Regions from separate parts of the Homo sapiens genome. Here region 1 is linked to region 2. The links are chromatin loops, found by intact Hi-C in ENCODE. Cell type or tissue: endothelial cell of umbilical vein. All regions are shown on one strand. Each heading gives the region's core, and the rest is flanking DNA. Links, peaks and the distances in the headings are about the cores only.

What was found. Hi-C counts contacts between places; a loop is a spot of excess contacts. Peaks named below come from ENCODE experiments on the same cell type or tissue, not always from the same donor. Only the 100,000 strongest peaks of a DNase experiment are listed, where the experiment ranks them.
Region 1: a loop joins it to region 2, with 7 times the contacts of the local background. A loop is called at or near these places in 13 of 110 quality-filtered maps.

What each region holds. Positions count from the first base shown.
Region 1 is chr5:56,272,802-56,289,442 of GRCh38, reverse strand. It overlaps the pseudogene PSMC1P4. Among named protein-coding and RNA genes, the nearest start is that of ANKRD55, 48 kb to the right of the region's middle. RefSeq lists an enhancer at 9,366-9,969. In endothelial cell of umbilical vein, for the core only: no CTCF peak of the experiment used is centred there; DNase peaks (open chromatin) are centred at 9,302, 9,892 and 10,862; H3K27ac peaks cover 2,825 bases.
Region 2 is chr5:56,341,270-56,357,910 of GRCh38, reverse strand. It overlaps LOC105378977 (a long non-coding RNA gene), which reads right to left. Exons shown (of 3, transcript XR_948342.3): 3 at 6,849-7,308. Among named protein-coding and RNA genes, the nearest start is that of ANKRD55, 120 kb to the right of the region's middle. RefSeq lists an enhancer at 6,496-7,695. In endothelial cell of umbilical vein, for the core only: no CTCF peak of the experiment used is centred there; a DNase peak (open chromatin) is centred at 7,150; H3K27ac peaks cover 2,122 bases.

The DNA of each region.
Region 1 (16,641 bases), core at 6,729-11,728, 70 kb after region 2:
ATGTTGCCAGGTAATGAAACCAGGAACTGCACCTGCCAGTGATCTGAATAAACCCGATCAGAATATTTGGGAAATTGTGAAATGCTTGTGCAGTCTGGAGCATAAGGTGCCATATTGTAGGTGCCTTGAGATCAGCTAAGGAGGTTTGATACTATTCAGTAGGCCCTGGGAACCCTGAAAAAAATTTATGCAGGGGAGTGACAGGGTCAGACTTGTTTTTAGGGTAAGAACTCTGGAGTAGGGAATGAACTATAGGAAGACAGGAAGGTTAAGATGAGCAGTTAGGAGGCAGTTACAGTAATTCAAGGAAAGTTTCTGATAAGGGCTGAAACTAAGCCAATGGCTCTGGAGATAAGAGGAGAAGCCAAATTTGAGAGATGATGACTGTTAGACATGTCAGAACTGTTGACGGGCAAGGCATTTGGCAGTGACAAGCATGACTTTGAGATGTCTAGCTTGGGAGATTGGGAAAACAGTGATGCTGTATTTGGCTATGAACAGTATGCTGTAGTGTGTATATAAATTAACTCTTAGCAGCAGTTAGCAAACATTTAGCAGTAGTTAGCAAACGTTTATCAGCAGTTAGCAAACATTCAAAGTATCCTAATCAGGAATCTACCCCTACCCCTCAGGGCAGTTAATTAGCTATTAGGAATCCCAATCAGGAATCAATAACCTTCAAAGGTGGTTATTTAGCACTTCAAATAGTTTGTCAAAATCTAACCCAGAGGGTTTCTTACTTGGCATAAGGGATAGGCAGAAGGAGCACAGCTCTACCACCCTGGCCTGCAGAATCTGGCACGCCCAGCAGTTTATTACCATCTTCAGGTCTCACTTCTCGATGGTCCTGCATTTTTAACTGCATGAAGATCTGATCATTTTCCTAGGCTGGTCCATTCTGCCTTCAAAATAGTTTTGCATTTGTTTTCATGTTTATGAATAAATATTAATTTATGTGTCTGCCAAAATTCAATCCAAGCCTTACTTTCATTTTAACATGCCATACTCTCTAGTAGTCAGGTTGGGAATAAGGGGACATGTGGTCCCCCCCACACCTTTCTCTTGCCTCTGGATGCTACTATATTATTAGCAGGTATCAAACAAACATGAAATGTTTGCTGGATTGTTAGCAGTGGAATGTATCTGAGTCACATGGCACCAGGTCTGTTACCATCAGTGAATCCGTACAGGTCTGCAGAAACCTGAGTTCTTGCTTCCTTAGAAGAAAGAATTCAACTGAGGGACATAAGGCAGAAGGAGAGACAGAGGCAAGTATTAGAGCAGGAGTGAAAGTTTATTGAAAAGCTTTAGAGCAGGAAAGAAAGGAAGAAAAGTACACTTGGAAGAGGATCAAGCGGGCGACTTGAGAGATCAAGTGCATGGTTTGACCTTTTGATTTGGGGTTTTATATGTTGCCATGCTTCCAGGGTCTTCCGTTGCTTTTCCCATGACTCTTCTTTGGGGTGGGCCATCTTCATGTGCAGCAGCCTGCTAGTGATTGGGAGGGGAGCATGCACAGTGTTTACTGGAATTACATGCATGCTCACTTGAGGCTTTCTTCCTTGCCAGTAGAATGTTCCCGGAAGGTCATATACCAGTTAAACTCCGCCATTTTACCTCTCAGTCCACATGCTTGAGCCCACTCACCCAACTCCTGAGATCTTATTGAGAAGCTGCTAATCACCAGTTTCAGGGGTTTTTTGGTGTTTGTTTGTTTGTTTGTTTGTTTTGTTTGAGACGGAGTTTCACTCTTGTCACCCAGGCTGGAGTGCAATGGCTTGTTCTCAGCTCACTGCAACCTCCGCCTCCCAGGTTCAAGTGATTCTCCTGCCTCAGCCTCCCAAGTAGCTGAGATTACAAGCACGTGCCACCACACCCAGCTAATTTTTGTATTTTTAGTAGAGACGGGGTTTCACCATGTTGGCCAGGCTGGTCTTGAACTCCTGACCTCAAGTGATCCACCTGCCTCGGCCTCCCAAAGTGCTGGGATTACAAGCATGAGCCACCACGTCTGGCCCGGTTTTTTTAATCTGTTGGGAGACTGCCTTTCCCTGGCGCTGGCTACGACCAATTATTATTTTAGAGAGGCAGTTTAACAACCTCCAACCATCACCTGATGGTCGCCTGACATTCCTAGTGGGAGGCAGGGGGCCCTTTCCTGCCCTGCTCATATCTGACTAGCTACCTACTGTAACAGGATGACCAAACTGTTCAAAACAGAAGCCACTGGAAACTGACTCTAGGTAGAAATAAGGAGTTCCCTTTAAAAGTCATGGCATTCATCTGGGTGCAGTGGTGTGTCACACCTGTAATCCCAGCACTTTGGGAGGATTGTTTGAGGCCAAGAGTTCAAGACCAGCCTAGGCAACATAGTGAGACTCCATCTCTACAAAAAAAGAAAAAAAATAGCCAGGCATGGTGGCACACACCTGTAGTCCTAGTTACTCAGAAGGCTGAGGCAGGAGGATTATTTGAGCCCAGAGGTTGGAGGCTGCAGTGAGTTGTGACACTCCAGCCTGGGTGACAGAGCAAGACTCTAACTCAAAAAGAAACAAAACCTGGAACTCATACCTCTGCCCAATAGACACATCCAGAACATGCTGTTTACTTCATGCCTCCTGGGAGATTCCCCTTCCCCAACCCTCAGTGAGCCAGATTGAATTGACCACATTCAGCTGAAGAAACATGATCACACATGATGACTTTCTCAAAAGTCTGGAAAGACTTAAAAAATAAAGTAAAATAAACCCAAGCCTCCCATCGCAAATGTTGGCTCCAAATAGAAGATTTTATTGTAAACCTTCCAGACATTTAGACTCCACTGTTATTTTTGAAAAGACATTCCAATAACAGATGCCCCTTCAGTTGGGGTATGGTTTGATAGAAAGCAGCAGGCACAATTTAAAAAAATAAAATAGCACTCTTGGGATGTCAAAATAAATTAGCTGTGATGCTGAAATTATTTCCTGTTAGGTTTAATGAAGTTAACAAGATAAGTAAATATGAAAAACAGCATTAGCAACCAGGGGCTAATCTCCTCCCAAACATGGAGCACTTCCAGACATTGATAACAATGTATGTGGAATTTCTTTCATTTATTTTTATATATCACAATGCCTTCATTCCATGTCTATTTTTCAAAATCTTTGAGATTTCTTTTGAGCTGAACTTATTTGTAATTCTCTTTTGAAACATAGTTAGAAATCTGTGACTCAAGCATTTTGCTATTTTTCATGTTCTGTTTCTACATTGTTGTAGTACCTCCAACAAACAGATAAATGATAATTAAAGAAAAGGTTGAAGTTGTTATTTAAAAGGCATTTGGAGACTATATGGACTTTTCATTTAACCAAGTTTTCTTGGTCCCAATTAGCATAAATAATTAAGACTTGACAGCAAGTTAGAGACATGACCCCTTCCCGGAGGAACTTCAGATATAAAAATAAACCCCTCCAAAGATGGTTTTCTTACTGTTTCCAATCATTACTCCCTAGCTTATACATAAATTGCCTTAAAAAATGTAGGTAGGGCTGGGCACGGTGGCTCACGCCTGTAATCCCAGCACTCTGGGAGGCCAAGGCAGGTGGGTAACCTGAGGTCAGGAGTTCAAGACCAGCCTGGCCAACATGGCGAAACCCCATCTCTACTAAAAATAGAAAAATTAGCTGGGCATGGTGGCACATGCCTGTAGACCCAGCTACTTAGGAGACTGAGGTCGCTTGAACCCGGGAGGCAGATGTTGCAATGAGCTGAGATCACGCCACTGCACTCCAGCCTGGGTGACAGAAGGAGACTTCATCTCAAAAAAAAAAAATGTAGGTAGGCACACAGATCTTGAAGTCATCGGACACGTTTCTAGTCCCAACTCTTACCCTGTTATTCACTTATCTCTTCGGTCATCAGTTTCACCATCTGAAAAATGAGTGGGTAGTATCCTTGATAATAAATATTATTCATTGAATATTTAATAAGTTATAGGCCCTTTACTAAGGACTTCACATACATCATCTAATTGATGCTAACAATAACCTTTTAAGGTATTATCTCTATTTTACAAGTGTGAAACTGAGGCACAGAGAAGTTAAGTAACTTTCCAAAGGCCACTCGGCAAGCAAGTAACTAAGCCAGCATTCAAATACAGATTGACTCAAGTCCACAGGCCACACCTGCCTATAGCCACAATGCCTCCCACTGTGAGATACCACCTCTGGGATCCCTTTCAGATGAACTTCTCCAAGGTGTTATGATTCTTTTAGAGTACAGTTATTTGCAAAAAAAAAAAAAAAGAGAGAGAGAAAATACTTTGAGTGACAGGAGAACAATGGTTCCATGGATAGAAATATGAAACAGAGAGGGATAACAGGGAAAAAAAAATGCATTCTGGTTTGCAACTAGTGAATTTCCTAGTGCTGGCAGAGATGTCCAACAGGCACTTGGAAACTTCAACTAGAACAAGGGACAAAAGCCAGAGCTGAAGATAAAGAACTAAATCCCTTGCAAGGAGGTAATGACTGAAATTAAGCAACTGAAAGAGAATGCCAAGGGAGGAGCCCTGGAAAGAGGAAGGGTCCATCCTTGGGATCAACTGTCTGAGGATGCAGGAAACAGAGAAGGACATATAGGTGCTGAGTAGGAGAACCTCAAGGATGGCGCTTCTGAAGCAAAGTTAAGAAGAATCTGGGCCGGGCACGGTGGCTCGCGCCTGTAATCCCAGCACTTTGGGAGGTCGAGGCGGGCGGATCATGAGGTCAGCAGATCGAGACCGTCCTGGTTAACGCGGTGAAACCCTGTCCCTACTAAAAATACAAAAAATTAGCCGGGCGTGGTGGCGGGCGCCTGTAGTCCCAGCTACTCGGGAGGCTGAGGCAGGAGAATGGCGTGAACCCGGGAGGCGGAGCTTGCAGTGAGAGATTGCGCCACTGCACTCCAGCCTGGGAGACAGAGCAAGACTCCGTCTCAAAAAAAAAAAAAAAAGAAGAAGAAGAATCTGCAGAGGCGATGGCCCACAATGCCAAGTGCCACTCTCTCTGAAGTCAAGGAGATCAAGACCAGGTAAGAAGCCACCGGGATGGACCATTTGGAGTCACTAACAGTTCTCAATGGGCAGGTAGGTTGTGCTGGGGATGAAAGCCTGAATACGATGGGTTAAGAAGTCAGACTGGGAAGAACTGTTCTGGAGGCAGTAGGTGTCTGTAAACTGGGGCCCAGAGTGTTAAACCTGCCCAGGATCACAAGGTTAGTTAGTGACAGAGCCAGGACCATTATTTGGATATGTTAATCTTTTTTCCTTCATACCACACTCCTTGTAGATATGCAAAATTTTCTTTCAAGTTTCTTTCAAATAATAGATCCATTTAGCTTTGTGTGATATATAGAGGAAAGGATGGCTGTCTTACATATGTCTGACTTGGTGAAATTAATATTTCCCTTGGACATATGATGCTTAACAATCTCACTGAAACAACCTCAACAGGTTGTTTCACTGTCACCTGCCTCAGGCCTGAAAAACCACAGTAAAAAGCTTATTCAGTGCAAGATCTAATCAATGCAAAAATCAGTCAAGACTAAACCGATGCGAAATCAATGCAAGACTAGCTGGATGACTGGATCCATGCAATCCCTGGATCTCCTGAATACCAGGAACTCTACTGACCTTCAGCTGCCCACCCACAGGCATGGTGACACTCTGGGCTTGATCATCACCTGAAGCTTTCCCTCATGAAACCCTGACCCCCCATCTCATCTCCTCATCCCTCCATATCTGCTCTTCTACCTCAGAGACACCACAAGCCCCTGATCCTCTGTCTTCTCCTAGTCATCAGCCTGCTCCAGCCTGAACTTCATTGTTGATCACAAGTCCTCTTCTCTCACAGATTCTTCAGCTCCCTCACACCACAATCCTCCTACTGCACCTGCCCAGCAAAACATACAGGCTGGGCAGCAGCACCATAACCAGCCTCATCTGCTCCTTTCACCCTGGCTGCGAAGGCCAACACAGCATCCTGGACCTCCAGCATCAATCTATCCAATAATCCTTTGATTCATCCAGCGTGAACTCCCTCACCTTCACCAAGCCTCAGCTCAGTCTTCACAAGACCTCTCTCTCCTTCTCTTACATCACACCTGGCCTCCTAATGCACCAGGAGACACCAAGGTGATCAGGAAGGACCCGTTTCACCTTCCTGCCCCCTTCACTGTAAGTACATTTACATTCACACTCATCCATTTTTCCTTTTCCCTAGCTGCTGCAGCTTAGATCTTCCTCTTCTTGTTCAGAGTTAACCTTTGCCCTGAGCCACATTCCTTTCTTTCCAGGTGCTACACGCCCAGCCTCTTCCTCCCTCTGGGATGCTTGCCCCCAAAGCTTATAATTATGAGAGCACTTCTCCAGGTCTGAAACACCCACCCCTTGATCAGGTGCTCCTCTAGCTTCTATCAAATCCCTTTCCTCCCCTTCTCACCCAAACTTTCAAAAATGTAGCCTACACTCTTTCTTCTTCCTCATTGTCCATTCCTCAGTTGCTACAGCCTGGCTTCTGCCCTCCTTCCTCAGCTGAAACCAGTCTCCCAGGCTCCCATATGCCAGCTAATGGGCACTTCCCCTCCTTCCTCAGCTGAAACCAGTCTCCCAGGCTCCCATATGCCAGCAAATGGGCACTTCCCCTCCTTCCCTCACCAATCCCTCTGCTTTGTCTACGTTGTTAATGACTCGTTAGTACTAAAAACTCTCCTGGCTTCTATGACCCTACACTTTCATGATTCTCCTCCTCTTTCATTCATTCATTCAAACAAAAAATCACTTATTGGCACTTACTATGTGCCAGGGGTTGCAGGGATCTAGGGGTGAGGAAAACAGACATAACGCCTGTCCTTGTACACCACACTGTCTAGTGGGAGAGACAACAGTAAACAAGACAGGAAACAGTCAATTCTTGTTATTCAGCCTAGTTATGGTCTAGTCTATAAAGTCTCTGCAGACAATGAATTAGTGAACACTGAATCACTGCTCCTGGGAAGAGCCAGGCTCCTTCCAGCCTCTGGTCACAACATTTCATAAACCAAACAATACATGACCTTGTTTTATATGTGTGTCTTTTACAGACATCTTATTTAATGTATATTTATGAGTGATTAATTATATGCAGCATGTTTTAATAAAAAAAACACTAGCTGAGAAGAGTTTAACATTTTCCTGATCCTGAGTAACAAGATTTCTTCCAGGTCAGAGTCTCTCTGTTCATTATAATCACTTCCTGAGCTGCTTTCTCATCTTGCCCTAGCATTCAGGACCAGTGGCCTTAGATTGATGCTTTTATTAATTTGCTGGATTTATTCTCTCTCTCTCTCTCTCTCTCACTTTCTCTCTCTCTCTCTCACATACACACACACACATGCCCCAAAACACAAAATACACACACATTTAGCATTTTTCAACTCAAGTCATCGGAGCTTGTGTCTCATCTCATTGTCATCCTACAAATCATCTTGACACATTTATTTCTGCTTCTCCAACTTTAATTTCTAGGATGCTGATATGGTTTGGCTGTGTCCCCACCCAAATCTCAACTTGAATTGTATATCCCAGAATTCCCACATGTTGTGGGAAAGACCCAAGGGGAAGTAATTGAATCATGGGGGCTGATCTTTCCCGTGCTATTCTCCTGATAGTGAATAAGTCTCGTGAGATCTGACGGGTTTATCAGGACCTTCTGCTTTTGCTCCTTTCTCATTTTTCTCTTGCCACCACCATGTAAGAAGTGCCTTCCTCCTCCCGCCATGATCCTGAGGCCTCCCCAGCCATGTGGAACTGTAAGTCCAATTAAACCTCTTTTTGTTCCCAGTTTCTCATATGTCTTTATCAGCAGCATGGAAAGGGATTAATACAGATGCTGTGTTTAAAATTCAACCTGACACATCATATTTTCCTAAGAATCAAGATGGAATTGCATTAGCCAGAGGTGAATGTGAAGATTACTGTGGATTCAGCGAGGGGCGGAAGTGTAGAAATGAGAATGACTCCAGAGTCAGACAGACTGGGAAAAGATGATGACTGCCATTCACTAACTGAGGCCTCAGGTTAGGCACTTACCTTCTCTGAGCATCAATTTGCTCATCCACAAAGCGGTAGTAAAGGATCTCAAAAGAATGCTGTGAAGATTAGATGTATATTGCATGCAAGTTCCCTAGCAAAGAGTTAGGGCTCAATTAATGCCACTTTCTCCCCCTTTAAACTTATTCAGTTCTCAAGATGATCTCTGTGCCCACTTGCCTGGAGGAATTTTTTGGGCCCACTGGAGCAGGAGCTGGTATTAAGAGCATCTTTCGGTACTGCAGAGAAGGAAATTCTCACGGCTTAAACTTGGAGTGAGAGAGCTCGAAGAGGAGGCAGGAATCTTGGGAAAAGAAGAAAGGGGTGGTGAGACAAGAGGCAGTTTCTAGCATCATGGGGAGGGGAAGAGGAGATCATAACAAGGCATTGTGATGGGGAAGAAAGAGCTGGAGGAAAAGAAGGGAGCAGGCAGAGTGAGGCAACCAACCAAAGCAGGGAAAGCAAATGACTGTCACCACGCGGGCCACCATCTCTACACGGTGGGGGAAGCCAAGCACCTCCTCAGACTCAGCTCACAAGAAGGTGACACTGCAGGGGAAGGCTCTGGGCAGCCCTCATCAGGGTCCAGGGCCCCCAGCCAAGAAGAAGGAGCCTCTATGAAGTCCATTCCCATGGCTAGGCTGCTGAACCCCTAGTGTGGAGACATATGGGGCAAAAGAGAGTGTCAAATGAAATAGGGAACCCAACTATCAGGCCTGGCTGTCATGTGGGTCTAAACTCCAACTACTTTTAATATAAGGACACAGATTTAAGTAAAAAATGGACATACCTCCTGCATGATAGTACTTACACTTACAGCCACATGGCACACAAAAACTGCTTAGTGCAAATGGAGATATTTGAGGACTCATTTCCATTATATCACCACTCCGCAGGGATCCACAGCCATGGGATTCAGAGCAACTCCAGGAGGGAGAATGAAAACCCCAAAATTTTTCAAGGGGCTCTCTTTTCCAGGTTTACAAAGGGAGAATTGGGGTCCTTGTGCCAATTCTTCCAAGGGAAAGGACCACCTCCTCCCTTCTCCTTCTGTGCTCCAGAGCAGTAGAATCTGACCCTCCTAATTACATTCTTGCCTCACTTGGATTTATTCCCATTTATTCCCCACCCCCATTCCCCCCTTTGCCAAATTCTTCTTCCTGACGAGTCAGGGATTAAAAATGCTTGGCATCCTTGCTGAATAAATAGTATTTGTCCACAGTGACACTGGTCAGTGGCAAACTGCCTTTGTTCTGTGATGAGAAGCATGAGCACACAACTTGCGAGTTGTCTATCCAGGACTCTGGTCCTATATGGGCATCAAACTCATGCCCTTGGCCTTGTTTATGTCCTGTTCCAGCTAGCTAGGCTGGCTTGCACAGAAGGAAGGAGTGAAGGTAGAGGGAGAAAGGGAGAGAAGGGGTGGGGGGGGGAAACTTGTGCTGGTTTCATACAAATCTTCTCCAGTTTAATCATACCTGTGATGTAGACAGAATTAGTCCCATTTTATAGATCCAGAGAAATTCAGTCAGTTGCCAGATTTGCAGGGGTTAGAAAAGCTAGAATTTGAACTCTCCTATTCTGAGTGGGAGCCTGTCATTCTTTGTGCCACATCAAGCCACTGATGGAAGTGAGCAGGCAGTTGACTGAAATTGATTGCCATTCTGCCAGCCTCCAAGCCTTAGGAAATGGCCTGCCTCAGATAGAATGGAAGTTGCAGTGGGCATCAGACAGCACTTTCCTCTTTCCCCTCGGCCTCTGGCGTCAGGCTGCCCCAGAGGGAGATCTGTTGTGTTTTCAGCAGCTCTGGAAGAGACATTTCTCCTGGAGTGGTGGACACAGCAGTGTCCTGTTATTCCCCTGCAAGTCCCACTGGGGTGTGGCAGCCATAGCAGGAATTGCTTACTTCCCTTAGCAGCCCCGATCATCGCATGTGCTCACATTAGCTCAGGAAACTCTGCCATATGGGCTTCTTACGTCTCCTGCCTTCCACAGCTTCAGGCACCTCTTCAAATGCTTTTTAATTCAGCTGGCGTTGTGGCTCACAACTGTAATCCCAGCACTTTGGGAGGCTGAGGTGGGCAGATTGCTTGAGCCCAGGAATTTGAGACTAGCCTGGGCAACATGGTGAAACCCTGTCTCTAGAAAAAATACAAAAATTAGCTGGGCATGGTGGTGCACGCCTGTGGTCCAAGCTACTCAGGAGGCTGAGGTGGGAGGATCACCTGAGCCCAGGAGGTTGAGCCATGATGGTGCCACTGCACTCCAGCCTGAGCAACAGAGTGAGACCCCATTTCAAAAATAAATAAAGTAAATAAATTCAGACTGTCATGAGCCATTCATTCCCAAAGATTCCATTTGTGCTTAAGCCCAATATTTTACAGACAGGATGAACAAGACTCAGAGAAGCAAAGAGACCTCCTGAAGGTCACATGGCAAGTGAATGACAGAACTAGGGCCAGAATCAAGGTCCCTGACTATTCTTCAGTCACTCAGCAGACATTCATTGAGTGACTAGAATCTGCTAGGCACCACTCCGGGTGTTAGGTGTCCATTGCTGTCCTTAGAAGCAAGCTGCGCTGCTCTGCTGGGGCTTCCCTTCTCCCCTTTCCTGGATGCTTTTCATTCCCAGCCCCAGAGTCTAACCCCGAGACCTCCAGGGCCACTCACCACAGCATTCCTGAAGACTTAGAAGAGGTGCTTTTGTGTGCAGCCCTTTCCTCCAAGACCCTGGAATGCACGTTCGCAGGACTTGCTGATTTATAGCCATGTTGCCTTTCAAAGAATTCCCTGGCCTGCGTTAAGTCAACAGATTTGAGAAAAGGCTGGTTAAAAGTTCTGTCACGGGAGCCAGTTGTTCCTTGTGTTCGCAGGATGCTTTCTTTAACCCTGGGTCCTGCTCAGGCCAGTAACAGCACACCCTGGGCCTACAACTGCTCAGGATCTGTGTGTAAGACATGGAAACTCTGTCATATAAATGTATTTAGTGCTCCTCCCTCGAATAGCCCTAAGCCCTGTCATATAAATGTATTTACTGCCCTTCCCTCGAATAGCCCTAAGCCTCTATTCTCTCATTTATCATTCTTTGTTTTTTACTGCCTTAATGGTTTTTGTGATCATATTAGCCTATTTTCTATTTTTATCCTCTTGTCATTCTGCCCATCAACTGAGAGCAGTGGCCATATCCTGTTTGTACATGCCGACCTTTCTGAAAACAATTCATTCATTCATTCATTCATTCATCCACCCACCCATCCATTCAACAATCCTGGCCCTGTCCTGGGAACTGAGGATGCAGCAATAGAGAAATAAAGATGGCTGCTGCCTGCCAGGTGCACTGCCCAGATCCTTGTTCAGGGTCACTCTGCTCATTCCCCAGCTGCCAGGATTGTTACTGGCTGATGACCCACATTGAGTCCTCCCTATGAATTGCCCTTGGCCAAAGGGAGCTGTGTCCCCTTCCTGGGGACACTCTGCATCCAATGACTGGCTGATTTGGGGCCCGCCCCCTTTGTCTCAATTCAGGACATCCCTGAAGCACTTCCCCAGCTTCAGGGCTCCCCTGGGAATCAGTGGAGACCTCTGTTGCAACTGAATCACAGTTCAAGTCTTCTCTGTGCCCAATCTTGCTTCCTTCACACCCTGTGGCTGCTGTGCCTGAGAGCACCCACCGCCATAACCCTCCTTGCACACAAATCTCCAGCTCAGAGTTTTGTTCCCAGGGAAGTCATCCTATGACACCTGCTATCATGAAGCTTATATACTAGGAGTGATAGAAAATAAACACAAATAGTAACACAGTTATGTGAAAAATTACATTGCTGTGGGAAGAAATAGAGTGGGGTCAGGGGATCAGGAATACAGATTGGGAAGATGATTAATTTTTCATATTCAATAGAATGATTGGACTGGCATCTCTGAGAATGTGACACTTGAGCAAAGACTTGAAATTAGCAAACTGAATGTCCAAAAGCTTCTGAATCCAAAATTGAGCCTGGATCAGTCAGGATTTCCCAGAGAAACAGCACCAATAGGATGTGAATGTGTGTATGTGTGTGTGTGTGTACATATATGTGAATATGTACATGCATACACACTCAGATCTGTTTCAAGGAATTGGCTCATGGGATTGTGGAGCCTGGCAAGTCTGAAGCCTGCAGGGAAGGCCAGCAGCTGGAATAGGTGGGAGTTGATGCTTTAGTCTTAGGGCAGAATTTCTTCTTCTCTGGGAAACCTCAATTTTTGCTCTTAAGGCCTTCAAGGGATGAGGTGAGGCCCAACCACATTATGAAAGATAATCTGCTTTACTTATAGTCTACTATTTGTGAATGTTCATCACATCCCCAAATACCTTCACAGCAGCACCTAGGTTAGTATTTGATTAAGCATTGGGTACTATAGCCTAGCCAAGCTGACACAGGAACCTGACCATCACACCTACTCTGTCCCACAGGTACATATCCCAACACCTTTCCCTGCTTTACTTCTCTCCTTAACACCCATCAAGAGCTGACATTCTGTATATTTTACCCTCCCCAGTGTCTTACACCAAGCCCACTTCATTCATTTATGTAGTACCTGTTTATTCTCTTGAAAACATATAAGTTGGTAGCCTTCCAGTGTGAGTATCCCCAAGAGAAAATACGCATCAAAAATTAGGAACTTAGAAATGATAGTTGAGGTGGAGGAACTTCCAGCAGTGGCAGCTCAAGTGGCCAAGACAAGGTGGGTCAAAGTCAGGGTGATGGTCATGGTCCTAGACGTGGCAAGAAGGATGAAAAGGACAAGAAAAATAAGTACTAACCTCTTGTACCAACTAGAGTGGCGGAAAAAGAAGAAAAAACAAAGGGACAAGATGTTGCCAGTAAACTGCCACTGGTGACACTTCACACTCAGTGTCGGTTAAAATTACTGAAGTTAGAGAGAATTAAAGACTACCTTCTCATGGTGGAAGAATTCATTAGAAATCAGGAACAAATAAAACTATTAGAAGAAAAGCAAGAGGAGGGAAGATCAAAAGTGGATGATCTGAGGGGGACCCCAATGTCAGTAGGAAACTTGGAAGAGATCATCGATGACAATCATGCCATTGTGTCTACATCTGTGGGCTCAGAACACTATGACAGCATTATTTCATTTGTAGAGAAGGATCTGCTGGAACCTGGCTGCTCGATTCTGCTCAGACACAAGGTACATGCGGTGATAGGGGTGCTGATGGATGATACGGGTCCCCTGGTCACAATGATGAAGGTGGAGAAGGCCCCCCAGGAGACCTATGTCAATACTGGGGGGTTGGACAACCAAATTCAGGAAATTAAGGAATCTATGGAGCTTCCTCTCCCCCATCCTGAATATTATGAAGAGATGGGTACAAAGCCTCCTAAAGGGGTCATTCTCTGTGGTCCACCTGGCACAGGTAAAAACCTTGTTAGCCAAAGCAGTAGCAAACCAAACCTCAGCCACTTTCTTGAGAGTGGTTGGCTCTGAACTTATTCAGAAGTACCTAGGTGATGGGCCCAAACTCGTACGGCAAGTATTTCAAGTTGCTGAAGAACATGCACCATCCATCATGTTTACTGATGAAATTGAAGCCATTGGGACAAAAAGATATGACTCCAATTCTGGTGGTGAGAGAGAAATTCAGCAAACAATGTTGGAATTGGAACTGTTGAACCAATTGGGTGGATTTGATTCTAGGGAAGATGTGAAAGTTATCATGGCCACAAAACAAGTAGAAACTTTGGATCCAGTACTTATCAGACCAGGCCGCATTGACAAGAAGATCGAGTTCCACCTGCCTGATGAAAAGACTAAGAAGCACATCTTTCAGATTCACACAAGCAGGATGACACTGGCCAATGATGTAACCCTGGACGACTTGATCATGGCTAAAGATGACTTCTCTGGTGCTGACATCAAGGCAATCTGTACAGAAGCTGGTCTGATGGCCTTAAGAGAACATAGAATGAAAGCAACAAATGAAGACTTCAAAAAATCTATAGAAAGTGTTCTTTATAAGAAACACGAAGGCATCCCTGAGGGGCTTTATCTCTAGTGAACCACCGCTGCCATCAGGAAGATGGTTGGGAGATTTCCCAACCCCTGAAAGGGATGAGGTTGGGGGAGTTGCCCAGAGGAATCCCTGTTCCCATTGATTTTTATTAGCAAAGCATCCTGTGTGTATTTTGGAGTACGATGTGTGAGTGCCCAATGGGTGGCCTTCATCTGTCGGTCACTGTGCAGCACTCTGCTTCCAAATAAAGCATGCTCTTTCACAAAAAAAAAAAAAAAAAAAAAAAAAAAAAAAAAAAAGATGGTTGATGCTGAACAAGAGGTGGTCTCAGGTGGGTAACATGAAAGTGCTGGTTAATGTCCCGAGTTAATGGGTTCAGAGATTTCAAAGGAAGATGAAAATTTGACTTGAGAAGGATTTTTTACCTTTCCAAGGTTTCATCTGACAGAGCAAGCCACTTGGACACAAAATGAGTTTATAAGAGCAGCAAACAGAACCAAACCTGAAAGCATCGCCAGTCTCTGTGTTGGGTCCATTTGAGCACCTTGATGCCAACTCTTTAAGCCTGGGTGGGAGGCAAGACTACCTAGAGTTTCTTTACTTTTTAAGTATGTGCAATCTGATGACCTCTTCTCTCTCATCAGGTTCAGCTTTGTCTGACCAGTACCTAAGGCAAATGTTGGCCTCACAAACTTTTCCAAACACCAAGCATTTAATAAGAGTATCAACTCTGGCTCATGCAAAAGTGAATGACTAGTAGAAATAATGGGGACAGAAACAGAGGTGTTCTTGTCATCCGATCATCCCTTTTCCTGGAAAATTTGAATATTTTCCATAAAATTATTATACAGTTATTCACTTTAAAGCTGTTCTCAAATGTCCATAGAGGCTCAGTCATGAACGGATATTCATTGAGGCTTCACACTGTCTGGGCATGTCAGGAACCATCCATGTAATAAATAGACATGAGCACACATCTATGAAAACTTAGCTGGTTACTCAAGACAGTGTGTCCAAGCATAACCTGGAAATTCGTCCCATGAGGACTCAGAAGCAGGAAAGAAAATGTCACTGTTAACTGATGTGCACAGAAAAGGCTTCATTGATGGAAGAAGAATAGAACTCAGGCAGAGAAGAGGAAAGAAGGGCCTCTGGGTGGGAAGGCACCCAGAGCAAAGGCACCCAGGTGGGAATGCGTATGCATACTAGGATGCAGAATTCTCTCCATTATACCTAAGGGTCAAGGAGGTGGGAGCAATGTAAGAACCGAAAAATGTTTTCAGATGTAGAATTAGCATATATAAAGGAATAAGATTTTTTTCTGATTTATAAAAATATTCCTGAAGTTATTCTAAAATTAAGCAACATTTAGTTTAAGATCTAACGAATCACTCTTTTAGAGAAGAAAATAATTATATGAGAAAAGAATCCTCTCCCCTCATTGTATGAGCTGTTAATTCTCCATTGTTCTCTGCGTGTTGGTTATTTATCTATTGTCTCTTGGATCCAAGCCCACCTTTCTATACTCTGCTCTTGGATATGGTAAGCCATCTGGTTCATTTCCCCTTAGATGCTGCCGGCAGAAGCCTTAGAGTGTGACTGGAGGTTGGGAGGAAGGAAAGGGACCCTCCTTCCTGGTCTTTGCACTTTCTGGGAGTGTCTCTCCAGCAGCAGTATTGCTCCAGCAGCATAGTTGGCTCCAGCTTTCAGTAGCCCCAGAACCAGCCTCCCATTCCCCCTGGCAGGCACTAGCAACAGCCAGGCGATGCCCATCTCCAGGGGGTTGAGCTCAGTCAATGGGTCCGCCTCTGAGCCACTTGGTTCTGCTAACTCTACCTCTTGACTGTTGTTTCCCCAGGCCTAGAGTATGTAACTGATTTGTCAAATTAATTTTATTTTTTTAAAGATAAGTTCATGTAACATAAAATTCACTGTTTGAAAGTGTACAATTCAGTGATTATTAGTAAATTCATAATGTTGTGCAACCATTACCATGATCTAATTCTACTATGTCTTCATCACTCCAAAAAGAAACCCTGTATCTCCCAGTTACCACCAATTACCTTTTTTTACTTTGCAGTCAACAAGTGTTTCCTGGAGAGATACCCCTAGACTGTGTAAACATCCCATTCTTTACTCAACTTTCACCTTCCAGCTTTCAAATCTATTGATGCATTTTGCCTAAAATAATTACTATGGTTCTCAAATTGCTCTAAGTCCTTAATTTTTTCAGCATTCATTAGCTGGCATTCTACTTTAGGAAAGAGCATTCTCTTTCCATTTATGTGTTCATTTGCTTGTTATATCAGGACAGACTCATGGATATCTATTTTAATCAATGGGATATAATCTAATACTGTGGTTACTTGGACACACAAATCATCCCAGATTGGGCCAGCTGGCACCCCTTCCGGCTGTCCCATGTCCTCTATGTTGCCATCATTATTTGATTACTTTCTTACCTTCTGGCACAACAAGATATTTTAAACTTGGCATATTTTTCCTGGTCCACCTGTGAGATCGGCCATTTCTCCAAGGA
Region 2 (16,641 bases), core at 5,232-10,231:
GATTCTTTTTTTGTGAGGTACTCAAATCTTCACATTCAGCCATGTGATCTAAAGATCATTCCATCATTTATTTTGCAAAACTTGAAACATGACAGTAGGGTTCTTTTCATCCAAATTGTGTAGCTTTGATCTTCATTATATCAGCAGTCAAAATACATAGATTTTTTTCTATCATCAAAGTCATAAAACATGTTTTGGCCCAGACACCTCAAGAGATGGAGATTGGTTCCTAGGTCACATTCCTCCTTTGTAACAATTTATCTGAGTAGCCCCAGGCCACATTCCTCAGACTCCTCCTCCTCAGCTCCTCTTCTCATCCCCCTGCCTCCACTCAGTACATACAGTCCTTTCTAGAACACACAGTTCAAAGATTACTTGAGAAAAGTCCTTCTTATTGGTGAATTGTCTAATTCCTTCAGGTTTCATTTCATCTCAAAGATAGTATTTAATTTGTGTTTCTAAACTGATACTCTTTCCAAGATTGAAATGTCCTTGAGAAAAACTAGCAGTATTTTTAATCCACTGGGAATTAGTGGCATCTTGCCCCTTAATACTTGGCAGTTACAACAGTTTGAAACTTCTCCCGGAAACTTCTTACTGAAATAGAGCTCCTTGGTCATTTATGTTCAACGAATTATTAATATTCTTAGATTCTACTGTAAAACCATACTCTGGCTGCATGTCCTTTGGGAGGAAGCTTCCTTCCCCAGTTATCCCCACAGAGAGATGACCCACAACATGCTCTTCTGGGAAGGCACCATCCAGTCTGCATTTGGATGTCTAAAAAGAACACCCAAAAGAGAGATGGGTGACCTCTTTTAGCTGCAGGATCTCCATTCAGGTTCTGGGGAAACCAGTCTTCTTTTTTTTTCTTTTTTTCTTTTTTTTTTTTTTGTATGTCATCCCTACCTCTAACCATCTGCTCCAGTTTGATGAGCATCAAACTGTGAATTAGCATGTGACTAGTTAGTGCTTTTCCACAGAAACAGAGAAATCACACTGACCTCCAAGGAGGCTGTGTGAATTTATTCTTGCTTTGTATCTTACTGAAAAGGATCAAAGCATTCTGTAAAATGTTAACACGGCTCAGCGTTTGAGATTTACAACTGTTTACCCAGCACTGTTGCTGCCACTGCTAATACGTCTTGTCACTTGCCCAAGTCTTGCCCTTGTCTTGCTTTCCTCTGACCACATACAATATGGGAACATAAATATGATTTCTCTAATAATGGTTCCTTTGTGTTTATATAATTGCTTTTCACTCAGAGATGCTTAAGTGTATAAACTTGCAAAGCCAGGGGCTCAGTTACACCAGTATCACATTCCTGCTGGCTTCTGGAGCGTAGTATCACAGGCTTGTAAACTCATTGATAACAGAATATATTTTCCACATGTGGCATTGCAGGAGTTAAGTGATTGGTCTGAGACCAGGAAGGTAGTAAAATGTGGCAGAATTCAACCTGTTTCACAACAGGCTCTGTCTGTGAAGTTACCTCTGGATGTCATCCCCTGTTAAGCACTAGATAAAATGGTTGTTGATACTATTAATTGATAACTGACTGGGACTTTCCACTACAAGGAAATGGCAAAACAATAAGCATTCCAATGAGCTGTGTGAGCTGTATTTTCTCCTGAGTCAAATCAACTCCAGGGTTATCCCTTTGAAACAAAGTGCCTTCATCCATTCAATATGCATTTATTAAATGTCTATTTGTCATTCTGCAGGGACTTATATGTGGCAAAACAAAATTACCTCCGTGTAAGAAACCGGTTTTGTCACTGGAAAGAGAAGATATACATACATGTAAATAATAAGTAATAGTTCAGGCAGTACACAATTAAATGCCAGAAGTAATGATTCACTTAATGAGTGTTGTAGGGTTCCCAAGAAAGGGAAATGAATGGGAGCTGAGAAGGTCTGGGAAGATTCATGGAAGAGGGAACTAGGATCTGGGATTTAAAGAATGATCAAGGCCTGCACAGTGGGCTGGGGAACAAGATGGGCATGCTAGCCAGGAAGCGCTACTGTACATGGCATGTCTTTAAAAGAGGTTAACAAATATGGAAAACTTAGGTTGACAAAGGTAAAAGAAACCTGTAAAGCTGAGAATCAAAAGCAAAACCTTTTGCCTTGGTAATAGGAAAAGCTAAAACTGTCAGTGTTTGTCTGGAAACACTGGGGCTCTGAGAGTCCAGACATTTTTCTAAATGCATTTTGGTGTATTTCTACTTTTTCCCAGGTGAGTGATTTGGCCAAACCAAGTGAAGAGCGTTAGTGGTATTTGCTGTCTCTTTGCTGGATTGCATATATTTTAAATTGATTATCCAATTTGAAATTTGTAAAACATTCCCAGAGAGAAGCCTTATTAACGTACTGGAAAACCTTTGATAAAGAGAAGGTAGTGTCTAATGACACTTTTCTTTATCAAAAACTTTATACCTAGAGATGGATAAAAATAAGACAGGTGGTAGAGAGAAGTGCTTCAGGATATTAGATAAGAAAATTGATACTTAACCAACTGAAATAAAGATAACTATACTAGAAAATATTAGAATATACCTCCATGGATCTTGAAGCAGAGAGGAAGAAGGGGAGATGCTGGCTTGCAGTAGGGCCCTGAGAAGATGAGGTGATGAAGGTTTCTCCTGTACCCTACACTACTGGCTCTGAGCCACATCGACATAGAACCTAGAGAACAGAAAGCCCAAAAATTGAACTTCAGAGATACCAGAAAGTTCTCTAAAAGTGTCATCTTCAAAAGAAGCTTGAAAATGGCATGGTAGAATGGAAAAAAACATGCATAGGCTTTGGAACTATTAATACATGACCCTGATTCTTGGCTTAAATACTTACTTCATCTGTGAGCCTCAGTTCCCTCATCTTTAAAATGGGGATAATGTTAGTATGGTTGTTGCAAAGACTGAATATGATCGTGTAAAGCATTTAGTAGAGAATGCTGAGTACTTAACATAGAGTAAGCTTAGTAGATGCTCGCTGCAAGTAATGATGGAGATGGTGATGGTGGTAGAGAGTGTGCCTTACGGTCCTTTTGCAAATCACATTTTGGGGGGTGGGCGTCTGTGTTCGGAAAGCACTGGTTAAGGTCCTCTGGTTTGACTCTGCCATGAGGAACCAGTGAGAAGTGAGATATTTAATGCTAAAATGTCTGATATAATTGCCAAATACATTTATACTTTGGGATGTTTTCTACAATTTCATTTTAGTGGGACTCATGTGTGACTGAGTATGTTCCCAGTGAAACTATATTTTATTCCTTTCCCCACCACACCTACCACATCTCACACACACACATAAACACACACTTAGCCATTCATGAAACAAGAAGCAAATGAAGCAAAATCCACTCATGCTACAGTCCATAAGCACAGCTAGATAGAATGTAAGATGTGGCTTCTTTTCCTATAACTAATCTGACAAGATAACTCATTTCTGTTGCACACCTTTAAAAATTTAACATTTAGCCCTATCTGATTTCGGACCTAGCCTTAACTTGTCATGTAAACCGTGCCTTTGAGTCACAGTTACTCCTGGGCACAAATTCTCAGCCTTCTAGAAGGCTTCCTCCTTCCTTTCCTGTTCCCACCACTCTCCCTCCCCATCTGTTTTTCCCCCTAAAGTGGTGAATGGAAAAGAGGGAGAGGAGAAGGTGGTTGTAGCTTAAGGTTTCCATGACCTCCTGGAGGTGCAGGGGGAGTCCTCTAGCTGCTGGAATCTCTGGCACAGGGATCCTTGCCCACCTGGGGAACTGTGGTGCTGGTGAACTGGTGATCTAGTCTCTCCCTCAGGCTGGCCAGGGCCTGGTGGAGATCCAGAGATGCATGAGTACTACTCTACTCTAGATAGGGTGAAACCTATTACTTACCCTTCCGCCATGAAGCCGTAGCCTTACTGTCCTGAGAAGCATGAGGCTTCTCTACTCTATGGGGAGAACCAATAGGGTCTTCAGTCTTGGTCTTTGGCTTCTTTTTTTTTTCTTTTTTTTTGAGATGGAGTCTCGCTTTGTCACCCAGGCTGGAGTGCAGTGGCGCGATCTCAGCTCACTGCAAGCTCCCAGGTTCACACCATTCTCCTGCCTCAGCCTCCTGAGTAGCTGGGACTACAGGCGCCTGCCACCACGCCCAGCTAATTTTTTTTTTTTGTATCTTTAGTAGAGACGGGGTTTCACCGTGTTAGCCAGGATGGATCACGATCTCCTGACCTCGTGATCCACCCGCCTCGGCCTCCCAAAGTGCTGGGATTACAGGCGTGAGCCACTGCGCCCGGCCGGCCTTTGGTTTCTTGAAGGAGAGATTTAAATTTGTTCTTGAAAATCCTCTCTCAGAACAATAGCCTAATAAATAGGCCCTATATTGAACACAAGAAGCTGAATGTTACCAGGGCTTTTACAATTGACAAATTCTAATTTTTTTTGTCCAACCCCTCCCATCTCCCCACTCCCCCAGCTCCACTCACATACAGACATATATACATACACCGCTTGAGCCTGCCTAAGTCCAAAGGCAGAAGGTAACAAAGTCTGAAAGCAAGAAAATAGCACGTTCATATTTTCCAGTTTTAAATTACACATGAAAGAAAAGTTAACAAGCCTTCTTCAATTAACCAAACCAGCCCCAGTGATATTTCTGAGATGATATGAAAACTTGGTCTACATAGTCATCCAAAATACCTATGTGTTTTCTCTAACATGAAAGCGACATAGGAAATTATGCAAACCACTTGGAAAGAATGTGTTCCTTCTGCAGAATAGTCCCTTTCCTTTCCAGATCTAGCTTTTACTTTTAGGCCCTGTTTACGTTTTAAAATGCCCTCAGTATTAGCAGCACAATAGCCACCAAGACTTATTTTTAGAAAGAACACCACCACCCTGTATTCCAAGACTCTGCTTTACCAAGGGAGCCTTATCTGTTACATTTCATCTGTTCATGTTCTACAATAAACACCTGATTCACAGCCCTTTGGCAATTACTGTTCTAAAGATGACCACATGGAAAATTTGAATTATTAATAAATGATTCTCTGAGATACATAGGCCCCAGCATAAAAAACAATCCAGCCTCAGCCAATTTCTATACACTGAACTCTGTACCCCCGAGATTCAAATATTTAAACCCTACATTCTAATGTGACTGTATTCAGAGATAGGGCTTTTAGAAAGTGATTAAGACGGACTGAAGTTGTAAGAGTAGGTCCTAATCTGATAGGACTGGTGGCCTTATAAGAAGAGGAAGAGAGAGAGAGAAAGGTCTCTACATACATGTATTGAGGAAAGGCCACGTGAGGACATAATGAGAAGGTGGTTGTCTGCAAGCCATGAAGAGAGCCCTCAACAGAAACCAAATTGGCCAGCACCCTGATCTGAGGCTTTTCAGCCTCCAGTGCTGTGAGAAAGTGAGTTTCTGTTGCTTAAGCTACCTAGTCTGTGGTATTTCGTTATGGTAGCCTGAACAGTCTAATACACCAACCAAGATGAATAGCAACACTACTAGGTAAGACAGCTTTGCTCAACGCCACTTTCAAAGGCAGTTTGAACATCTGAGTTACGTTGTGTGTGTGTGCATGCATGCATGTTTGCGTGATGCATGTGTAGAGAAGATATTATATTTTACTCTGAAGTATGCCCCTATATTTGTGAACGAGTTCACAGAAAATAAGCTTTCAATGGTTTCCACATGTTTATTTTAGTTGATTAAAAGTATAGAGCAGTTTCTTGAACAAAGCGGAGGGATATGTCCTAGCCTAGTATCAGATGTTGCTCACAGCTGTCTTACAAATAATCTCTATGAATTTTGAAAACTTTGTGTTAAAAAATAAAGAATACTGTGAATTACTTGTGCATTGATAGCAGACGTTGATAGCAGAGAGAATCACTTACTTATTTAAAAAAGTCGATGGCAGCCGGGTACTGTGGCTTACACCTGTAATCCCAGAACTTTGGCAGACCGAGGCGGGCAGATCACAAGACCAGGAGTTCGAGACCAGCATGGTGAAACCCCGTCCCTACTAAAAATACAAAAAATTAGCTGGGCATGGTGGCATGTTCTTGCAGTCCCAGCTACTCTGGAGGCTGAGGCAGGAGAATTGCTTGAACCTGGCAGGCAGAGGTTGCAGTGAGCCGAGATCACGCTACTGCACTCCAGTCTGGGCGACAGAGTGAGACTCCATCTCAAAAAAAAAAAAAAAAAAAAAAGGAGATAGCAATTGGGACAATTAGAAAGGGAATTCCCCCTTCCTTGTCTTTAGTTTGAAAAAGAAAAAGTAAGCATATATACTGTTGTACATTTACAGGGAACTAATCTCTTTAGCTGCTTTACCTTGAGTAAGCCTCATAACAATCTGAGGAGGAAGATATTTTGCTCCTTTCTAATTGCGTGACCTTGAGCAAGTTCCTTCAGCCCTCAGTGACTCGGCTTCCACACCTATAAAATGCGGACAATAGTACTACCCATATTTTGGTTTGTTGGAAAGATAAAATGAGATAATATATGTAAAATCCATAGATCAATGTCTGGTACAAAGTAGAAGCTCAATGATAGACATGTTGGCATTATCATTGCTGCTATTTTTTTATAATTGTTATTTTATAGATCTGAAAGCTAAGTCTCAGAGCACTCAAGGATCTTGCTGAAGGTTGCACAGCTAATAAGTGACAGATCCATAATTCCACTCCAGATCCATCTGATACCAAAGTTGATGCTTTTAAATCACCCATCCCTTTATCCTGTCTCCCAGCCATCTATACACAGGCACCATGTGATTACAAACACAGCACTGTAAATACTCCTCACTTACTCAAACGAAGAGTCCTTTCTTATTAATGAAGAGCTAGCCCATTTACCCTTTCTGTCTGTGGGTGAGCAGCTTAGATCACTCCCTCGGGGGAGCAATGACTGAGCCATCCTAACCCTCCTTTGTCTCACTTAACAGCCTTCCTTCTCCTCACTGTACCTTCTCAATGTTGATAAATCAAAGAAATGTCAACAAAATGAAAAGACTAAATAAACATTTTCTGTAAGGGTCATATGAGAGGGGAATTTTCTTTTTCATCAAATATTTGATAACATCTTGGACTTTTTGATGTTCCTTTCTCATACTTGGGACTGAATGAAAGTGTATGAGTCATAGACATGACCAAGGGAGGAAAAGCAAATGAGTCACTTGCCCGTTTGGACCTTCCGGCCTGGATGCTCCCTGGGATCAGCATCCCCAGAGGGCTGGTCTGGCCCATCCCACCTGCTGCAGCTGCCGGCTGAATGGGAAAGGGATTTCCTCAGGAGACACTGGGACTCCTGGAAAACAAGTGAGTCAGGAAAAGTGAAAAACATCAGAGCCTCAAGGAGTTGCCCTGTAACTCTTCCAAAAACCATTTTCTGCTATCAGTTTAGAGGTTTCTCATCCACATTTCGTCACTTCCCACTCCTGGATGTACTCCTGCTATAAGCTAATCACTCCTTAAATGCAGACACACACTTCAAAGAGTTGCCATCCATCGTCCTCTCCTCCCCATTAATGCAAGCTACAAGTGCTTGGACTCATGCATCCTTCGACAGATAAATCTCTGTTTCCTTTACTCTTTTTATTGCTCTATTGGAATCTGTCCAGCCTGTATCCTTCTGGTACCAAAGTGCCCCTGGTTGAAGCCCATACTGCTGGACTTAGTCTCTGGGAGTTGAAGGGAGAAGAATTGCAGTGTCCCTCAGCCCACTGTGCTACAGACCTTTTGAAACTTCCTCTCAGTCAGCTGGTCAGTGAATCACATTTAAAACCCAAGCTCACTGTCCACTTCTTTTCAATGGGTCTCTCTCTCAGAGTGTCATTTTTCTATGTTCACCCTGTTTTTCTCAGTGAGGACTTTGGTGCCTGGAAGCCATGAGTTTGAATTCCTACATCCTCTATTATTTTGCTTATAGACCTTGCCAAGTTTGTCGATCCATCTGAGACTCAGTTTCCCCATCTTGGCAAGGAGATAATTCCCATTTCTGGGTGTTGAGTGAGGATTTGGGGCTGGGTAAGACAGCCAAGAGCATTCAGGTGCTCTTCATTCGGCCTCTCTCAACCCGCATGATCCAATGACTTATTTTTCCCCAGGGGCAATCCCCTTACCCCTCACCACCAAAAGTGATTTTGTGACAATTTTCCACTCATTTTTTGTCACAGGAGGTCTCTCTATATTTTTTCCTCCATCTTCGCCAGGATTATAATTCTGCTGATAGCCAATTCTGAATCATCAGCAAATTATGTCAGCAGTTTATTCCCCTCATCCAAATACACAATAAAAATGTAAAACAAAAGTTCTTCTGTAGCTTGTTTCACAAATGTGCTTAAAACTTCTCTCCACAGAATTTATGTCACTTGTATGTATAGTTATGCACTGCATAATGACATTTTGGTCACTGACAGACCGTGACCCCATATAATATGACGGTGACCCCACAGATATGACGGTGACCCCATAAGATAATAACACTGTATTTTTACCTTTTCTATGTTTATATATGTTCAGATACACAAATGCCATTTGGGTACTGTTATGTTTCAATGACCAACAGTTTTCAGTACAGTAAAATGCTGTGCAGGTTTGTAGTCTAGGAGCAATACACAATACCATATAGCTTTGATATTGATGTATAGTAGGCTATACCATCTAGGTTTGTATAAGTACACTGTATGAGGTTCACACAACGACAAAATCGCCTAATGATGCATTTCTTAGAGCGTATCCCCATAGTTAAGCAAGGCATGACTACAAATCCAAACATGTAAACTGAAAAGTGCCAGAAAGGCTGCCATCATGAGCATCAGTAATTTTACCAGAAACATTAAAATACCCTCAGGTGATTTTTATTATTTTTTTTATTTATTTATTTATTTATTTATTTTTGAGATGGAGTCTCGCTCTGTCACCCAGGCTGGAGTGCAGTGGCACGATCTCGGCTCACTACAACCTCCACCTCCCGGGTTCGCGCCATTCTCCTGCCTCAGCCTCCCGAGTAGCTGGGACTACAGGCGCCCACCACCACCCCCAGCTAATTTTTTGTATTTTTAGTAGAGGTGGGGTTTCACCGTGTTAGCCAGGATGGTCTCAGATCTCCTGACCTCGTGATCCACCCGCCTCGACCTCCCAAAGTGCTGGGATTACAGGCATGAACCACTGTGCCCAGCCCTGATTTTTAAAATTAACACTTCAAGCTCTGTTCATTTTTTAAAAAAAGCAAACAAAAAAGATAAAGCTGTCAATATAATGTACTTTCATTTTATAAGTGTTAATTGCCCTTAGGTGTGTTCACATTAATTTTCTTTGCCTTTCTAGGGTGTTAAGAGATATTTTCTTTGCAAATAGTTTGTTAACTGTAAGTTTGATCCTCTATTTCCTTCTTTTTAGAATAGTGTACAAACTTCTAACACCAAATTCTTAGACATTTATAGACAGTATTCTCCAACAAAACAAAACAATTAAATCTGTCATTTAAATTCAGCCAACCATTCCTCCCTCCACCTTCAATATAACTTGATTTTCCAAATTTCAGTTGTGGAACAGTTTCAAATCCAACTAAAAGAACTACAAGGGAATTATATTGGGATGTATTTTTTATTTAAGTTGATTATTTTAATAGCCATGCCAAATCCACCTGACACTGTTCCCCAAATAGCCAGTGGTCAACAACAAAGTAGTAGAGTACGTCTCCATTAACTGTTCTGCTGTCAACCTAAGGATCATCCTGTTTGCTTAAGATCTTTGTCCATAAAAAGGATCTTAAAATTACAAGCCCAGCAAACATTATTAATCCTAGGAAAAAAAAAGAAAAATTTTCACATTCAACAGTATTTCTGATAGATTACCATTTTAGTTCAGAATATAAATTATGACTAAGCATACAATTAGGCTAAAAGTAAAACATCTCAATTCATTCATAATTGGACATTAGCCATTACTTCTACAGAAAAAGAGAGTTTCAGGGTTGGCAAGTGGTTTTCACTATGATCTAAAACATAATCTAACAAATACACACTGAATCAATCCATAGCAGTCAATTGTTGGTATTGACATATTAATGACAAGATCTAGACTATAAAAAAGAATAACGCCTGTAATCCCAGCACTTTGGGAGGCCAAGGGGGGCGGATCACGAGGTCAGGAGATAGAGACCATCCTGGCTAACACGGAGAAACCCTGTCTCTATTAAAAATACCAAAAATCAGCCTGGCGTGGTGGCGGGCGCCTGTAGTCCCAGCTACTCAGGAGGCTGAGGCAGGAGAATCACTTGAATCTGGGAGGCGGAGGTTGCAATGAGCCGAGATCGTGCCACTGCACTCCAGCCTGTTAGACAGAGCAAGACTCTGTCTCAAAAAAAAAAAAAAAAAAGAATAAATCATCATGCAGACCAGAGAATGCAAGTGTAAGCATCTCCAAAGGCCAGGCAAATGAGTGACTGAAACAGGCTTCAGGGTGTAAGGGCCAGGTGAAAGCTTCCCTTCTACCCTCTGAAGGTTTGCTGAAAATGAACTGACAATAAACAGATTAGTAAGAGAAAAGGCATGCTGCTTATTTAACATGCATAGCACATGGAAACCGCAGAATGATTGCTCAATAACCCAGTGAGGTCTAGATGCTTATATGCCCTTCTTCCTAAGGGAAGCAGAGATGGGGTGTAACAATTTTAAGGAGTAGTAAATGATTTTTTGAAGGGCAGTATGGGAGACAGAAATTAACTTGTAAATTATTCTCTTCATAATTTGAATGAGCCAGAGGCGCAGACATTATCTTGTGAAAAAGTCTTTCCAAGTGTGATTGCATTTCTCAATCTTATTTTCTGGATTTTAGGGAGGGGATGGAAGGCAACTGTGTTTCCTTTGGCAAGTCTGGTCTTAAAGTAGATAAGGGAATATCAGAGTAAAGCCTCATCCTGTGCTTTGGGAGAGACATAAGGCTGAGAGACAGGGCAGGGTTGAGGGGGAGGAAGAGGATCATAGAGACCTTGAGGCTATGACTTTTGAAATCACCTTTGCAAAGATTATGACAGTGAGAGAAGTCCAGCATGGTTGGCCCAATCTAGCCTCCCAGGCTGGCTGTCTTCACTCATTCCTGGGCATAGGCCAAGCTAACCATGGGAGAAATTTAGTTGATGGTTTAACTTTGAAGCAAGGATGATAATACTCCCTCTCTTAAACTGCGTCCTCCTTGTTTGGGGGCTGACACTGCCTTTGTAAAACTGATGAAAGGCTACAAGATTACTATTATGGGAGGGGCCCAAATTCTGCTAAAATGTATGCATAGTTTCTATAATCGCTTACTATTCAGGAGTCAGATGGCCAGAGGTCACAAGATTTGTGGCTTTCCCAATTGCTCCTATAGGTCACTATTATAGAACCTAAGATTGGTCTTTTGAGATGTTTTATAGACTGTTGCATTCCGGCAATTGACTGACCCCACCAAGACTCATGACTCATCGTTCAACTGGTCCCATAACCCCTGCACCCACCCAGAGGCAGACTCAATGCACAGGATCATTTTCCACATGCTTATGATTACATCCTCAATCAGTCAGCAGCACCCATTCCCTAGTCGCCTGCCCACCAAATTGACCATAAAAACCCTAATCTCTGAGCCTTTGGGGAGACTGATTCCAGTGATAACTCCAGTTCTCTTGCATGGCCAGTCTTGCATTAATTAAACTGTTTCTTTACTGCAATACCATGGTCTCAGTGAATTGGTTTTGCCTGTGCAGCAAACAGGAAGAACCCATCAGATGAGTACACTTTAGTTCAGCATATCAGAGCACCATATTTCGGGGTATCATTTTCTGAGCCCCAACAAGGGTGAACTGGAGACTGTAGACCTAAGCTAAGGGGCAGCTGCTACTTAATTTCAGCCATTTCATGACAAAAGAAAAGGCAGGCCCACAAGATTTTCTGATTTGTTGAAAGGAACCAAAAATACTAGATTTTCTTTTTATTTTTAAGTGTGAAATCTTCCCATATTAAAGTTTTTGAACAAAATTGACTTTTTAAACCACTTGATGCAGGCCAAAAGGAAACGCATCTGTGGACAACATTTAGCTTGCCTGCTGCTAATATGTGATCTTTAATTTAGATTATATGACAGAGACTGGATGAATACTTATCAAACCTATATCCTGTTCTTTCTGAGCACACAGCTAAATTATATTTCCCAGTCTCTCTTGCAGTTAGGCCAGAAGAATATTGGTGGGAACAATGGACACTGCTGCCAAGCCCAATCCTCCACTCCCTCCCTCTCCCTTCCTCTCTGCCAGCCAGATGCAGGGGAAGTAGGAGGACTCCAGGGTACTGAAAGGTGACAGAACCTCAAGGTGTAAGAAGCCTGAATGACTGTAGAGGAGAACTGCCCTGCCCACCCACCACAGCAGAGACCTGCACTGCCCTGTGATGAGAGAAAGAAAGAAACTTTTTCTAAAGTCCCAAGATTTAGAGGTTATTTGTTACAACTGCTAGCAGAACCTGATTAAGACAGGTTGTTAGGAATTTCTTTTTTTATGTGTCAATAATTATGTTTTTCAGCCCTTTTGATTCTGAAGCAGTGAAACTTCAAAAATAATAATTTTTTTCATGCTGAAGTAGTAGGAAAATAATACTGATAGTATGTTTTATGTCCACTTTGTTTTTTGAGATCGCAAATGGGCATACGTTTCCATATCCAAACTGCTTTCGTTAAGAAGCTTTACTGCTGGAGAAAGGAAGCCTTCCCTGGTAGAAGGCACTCTAACAGCAAAGACAGGGTTAGGTAAAGAGATGTCTGCATCCCACTACCATACCTTGGGCCCTTTTCCCCATCAGTCTATCTTTCATATTTATGGGTCATCTAAAACCCTATTACTTCTTGAATAGCCTGAATGGTCATGTGTTGAGTAGAAATCACAGTGCTTCCTTCCTCTCCCTCTTACACTTTAGTTTTTCTGTCTATACCTTCACTTTTAGATGCTTGAAACTCCTGTTTTTAACATTCATTCAACCCTAACAGAAATATGACTACATTAGAATATTTTAACCATTTTATTTAAAATCATTTCCTCTTTGGGAAATTTGAATAATTTCTAAATCAGGAAGACATGCATGAATAGAAAATAGAAAAAACACTGCAGAATGCAATTTTTATGACCCCCTGTGGTTCATCCTCAGAGTGGAGAATTCTGTTTTCAACAGCAGATACGTCCACTGGAACACAATAAATTTTTCTGAAATAGCAAAACAGGCTTTGTAATCATGATAGACATTTTTCAAATGATTTAATATACAAGTACTTGAATATCAGAAAATAAGATAGAAAAACTCAGGAGTGATGTATACTTACAGTTAGACTGGGCACCAAATGGGATGCTAAGGAGGCTTCGTGGGACAGGAACAGCCTTTTTAACATGGTCACTGTGAGACCCTGGGGAGAGCATCCCATCCAGCTGTGGTCCACAGCATGGAAGAAAATGCAGTACTTGGAGAGAGTTCAGAGGAGTATCATAAATTTGATGAAAGGGGATGATAACCAGATCTCCTTAGAGAAAGAAAATCTGTAAAGTACCTAAGACACAGTTTCCAAGTAGATAAAGGGCTTTGCTTCCTCTCTTTGGAGAGGGGAAAAGATACAGCAACACAACAAGGAAAAGTTGACTCAGTTTCCATTCTTTGGAGACTTGATTAGACAGTGAGCCAGACAGTGCAGGGGAAACATTTCCACAGCATTATTACCATGTCTGAAGAGGATACCTCTAGTGATGTGACCAGACTGTTCTCTGCTCATCACGCTGCCCACCTCGTATTCAGATTATTCTCTACTTCTTCTGGGGATAGGCCCTCTCCCTACACAACTGAGTATTATCAGAAGTAACCTGCCTCCTCACCTATTCAGTGTTAACTCCAAAGTGGGCAGAACTGATAAACTAGGCTTGGAAAGAATTAATGATATTTTTTAAGTGGCAAATAAGTCTTGATTCCTAATTCTATTTTGTTTATCTTCCCAATGGATACTCATCATGACCTTCCAAGGTAGGATTTTACAAGGTAGGCACTATTATTATCCTCATTTTACTGATGAGAAGACTGAGGCAGGGAGAGGTTAACTAACTTGCCCAAAGTTGTAGAGCTAGCCAAGGTAGAACTAAGACTTGAACCCAGGGTGACTGGCTTCAGAACCATTTCACCGTAGCTACCGTATCATACTGACAAAGCTAGGTAATGACTGGGAATGGAAGGTGTCAACCACCACTATGCTTTAAGTAATTTATGCACTAGGCTTGTTGCTCCAAATGGACCTTGAAGTAAGGGCAGACTCTACGATATCTGGGAGTTTGAGTCATGAAAAAGTTTAGTTTTTAAGGCATTGGGTGCCAGTCCTCAGATGGGGCAAAATACTGAGAAATGTCCGGGAAGAGCTACATCAGTTTCTAAGTATTGGAAAACTACCTGGAGATGACACAGATCAGAGAAAAAATATGGGTCAAACAGAAATGGAGTGTCTTGTTAATAATTCTGGCAAAATCAGATCAGAAAGCTGGGTTTTATAAATCAGTCAATCAGGGTTTTATATTTTCCTTGATTACGCTGATTTTTATATTCCATTGCTTTCAGAAGAGGCCCTTTTGCCTCTTCTGAAATATGAAATAAGAAAGTTCATCAATTTACTACTTTGTTTTGAGGCCAGAGGACTTAATTGGGTAGAGGATCTTGGGAGATACGGGAGGTAATACAAACAAGGAAAAGAAAGGGGTTTTGATTTTGCCCACACTTGAGCCCTAGAGGGAAAGCGGAAGCAATGGGGTCATAAATGGTTGTAACAGAGGAGGTCAAAGTGGAAGAACCCCAATGGGAGAGGGACACTCTAGTCAGGGACCTGTTTGGCCCACAAATCATCCTACGAAAGGCTTTGCCCAGAGCACTCATCTGTACCAACCTTCCTTAGAGGGCACCGAGTTTTAGTAAGGCAAGTTGCTCTCTTCCACCTTCACCTGCCTGCAGCCCTTCATCAGAACTGAATTATGTCCCAGGAGCTGTGCAGTGAAGATTTGTCTCCTCTCCTCATACAAACTCAGGAAGGAAATGAGTCTTCTGAGCTGGGACTTTCTCAAAGGTTAGGAGCATGAAGGAGGAGAAACACAGCTTAGAAAAACACCACTGGATGACAGGGCCCTAAGCAGCCCAGCTTAAGTTTAAAAATGACAGTATTAGTTCTCGAAGATTGTTCTTTTTCAAGACTGTCAACTATTCTAGGTTCTTTGCATTTCTGTGCAAATTTAGAATCAGCTTGTCAGTTTCTACACAAAAAAAAAGTCATAAGGATTTTGACTGAGACTATGTTAATGCACAGATCTGGAATTCACAAACTTTTTCATTTAAGAGTCAGATCATAAATATTTTAGGTTTTGAGAGCAAAAGCAGCCGTAGGTAATATGTAAGTTAAGGGAAGGAAATACATTTTAAATAGCTTTTACTCCACAGAAAAAGCAGTGAACAAGATCATGTTTTAGGGTATGGCTGTGTTCCAATAAAACTTTATTTACAAAAGCAGGCAGTGGGCTCCATTTGGTCCATGGGCCATAGGTTTTTGACCTCTGTTATGGACTAATTGGCATATTTACAATATTGAATCTTCTAATCCATAAATATAATATATCCCTCTATTGATTTAGGTCTTTTTTTATTTTGACTGAACAATATTTTATTGTTTTCAGTATACAAGTATTGTACACTTTTGTTAAATATATACTTTTTTATGTTCTTGTAAATGGGCTCGAATTGACTTTTTATCAGTGAGGTCTATTTCAGGGAGTATAGGACTTATAATTTATTCTCTATTATCAAGGATACAACTAATATTTTGTTACTAAATGATGTTCAAAAATAGAACTAGAATAAAATTTAAAAATCAATCTGGACAATCTACCTTTAAAAGCACATTGACTTTTTCCCCTTCAATTTAGTACTTCCAAATAAAGACTTTTCTAAAAAGCAACTCTGAGGAACAGAAAATGTAGAATTAAAATTACAGAGAGTGAGCTCTCCACAAGTAACTTGTAGGTAGGGCAAGAATGGCTCATTTTTTTAAGAATGGCTTACTTAAAAAAAAAAAAACAGGCTTACCATCATAATTATACCTTTCTTAGAACAACCTTAAGTTTTTGGACACCTATTTGCTTCTGGGTGGCCAAGAAATTAGATCTGGGGTTAAAAATGCTACCACTAAAAGTTCTCAAAGTACAAAGCCATCAACAATGAAAGGTGCTGAGTGTGAATGTAAGCACAGAGGTGAAGAGCATGGGCTTTGGTACTCACCCTGCCTCTTCTGCACTCTGAGACCTTGGGCAAGTCGTGCAGGCCTCCTATATCCCAACTTCCTTTGTGTGCATACTGAAAACAGTATCACCTGTTCTTGATACAGAAGCTGGAGAAGAAAGAAAGAGAGAAAGAAAGAAAGAGAGAGAGAGACAGAGAGAGAGAGAGAAAGAAAAAGAGACAGAGAGAGAAAGAAAGAGAGAGAGAGAAAGAAAGAAAGAAAGATGGGAAGGAAGGAAGGAAGGAAGGAAGGAAGGAAGGAAGGAAGGTAGGTTACCTATTTCACAAAGTTGTGGTGAGTATTAAATGCGATGTGTATAAAATTC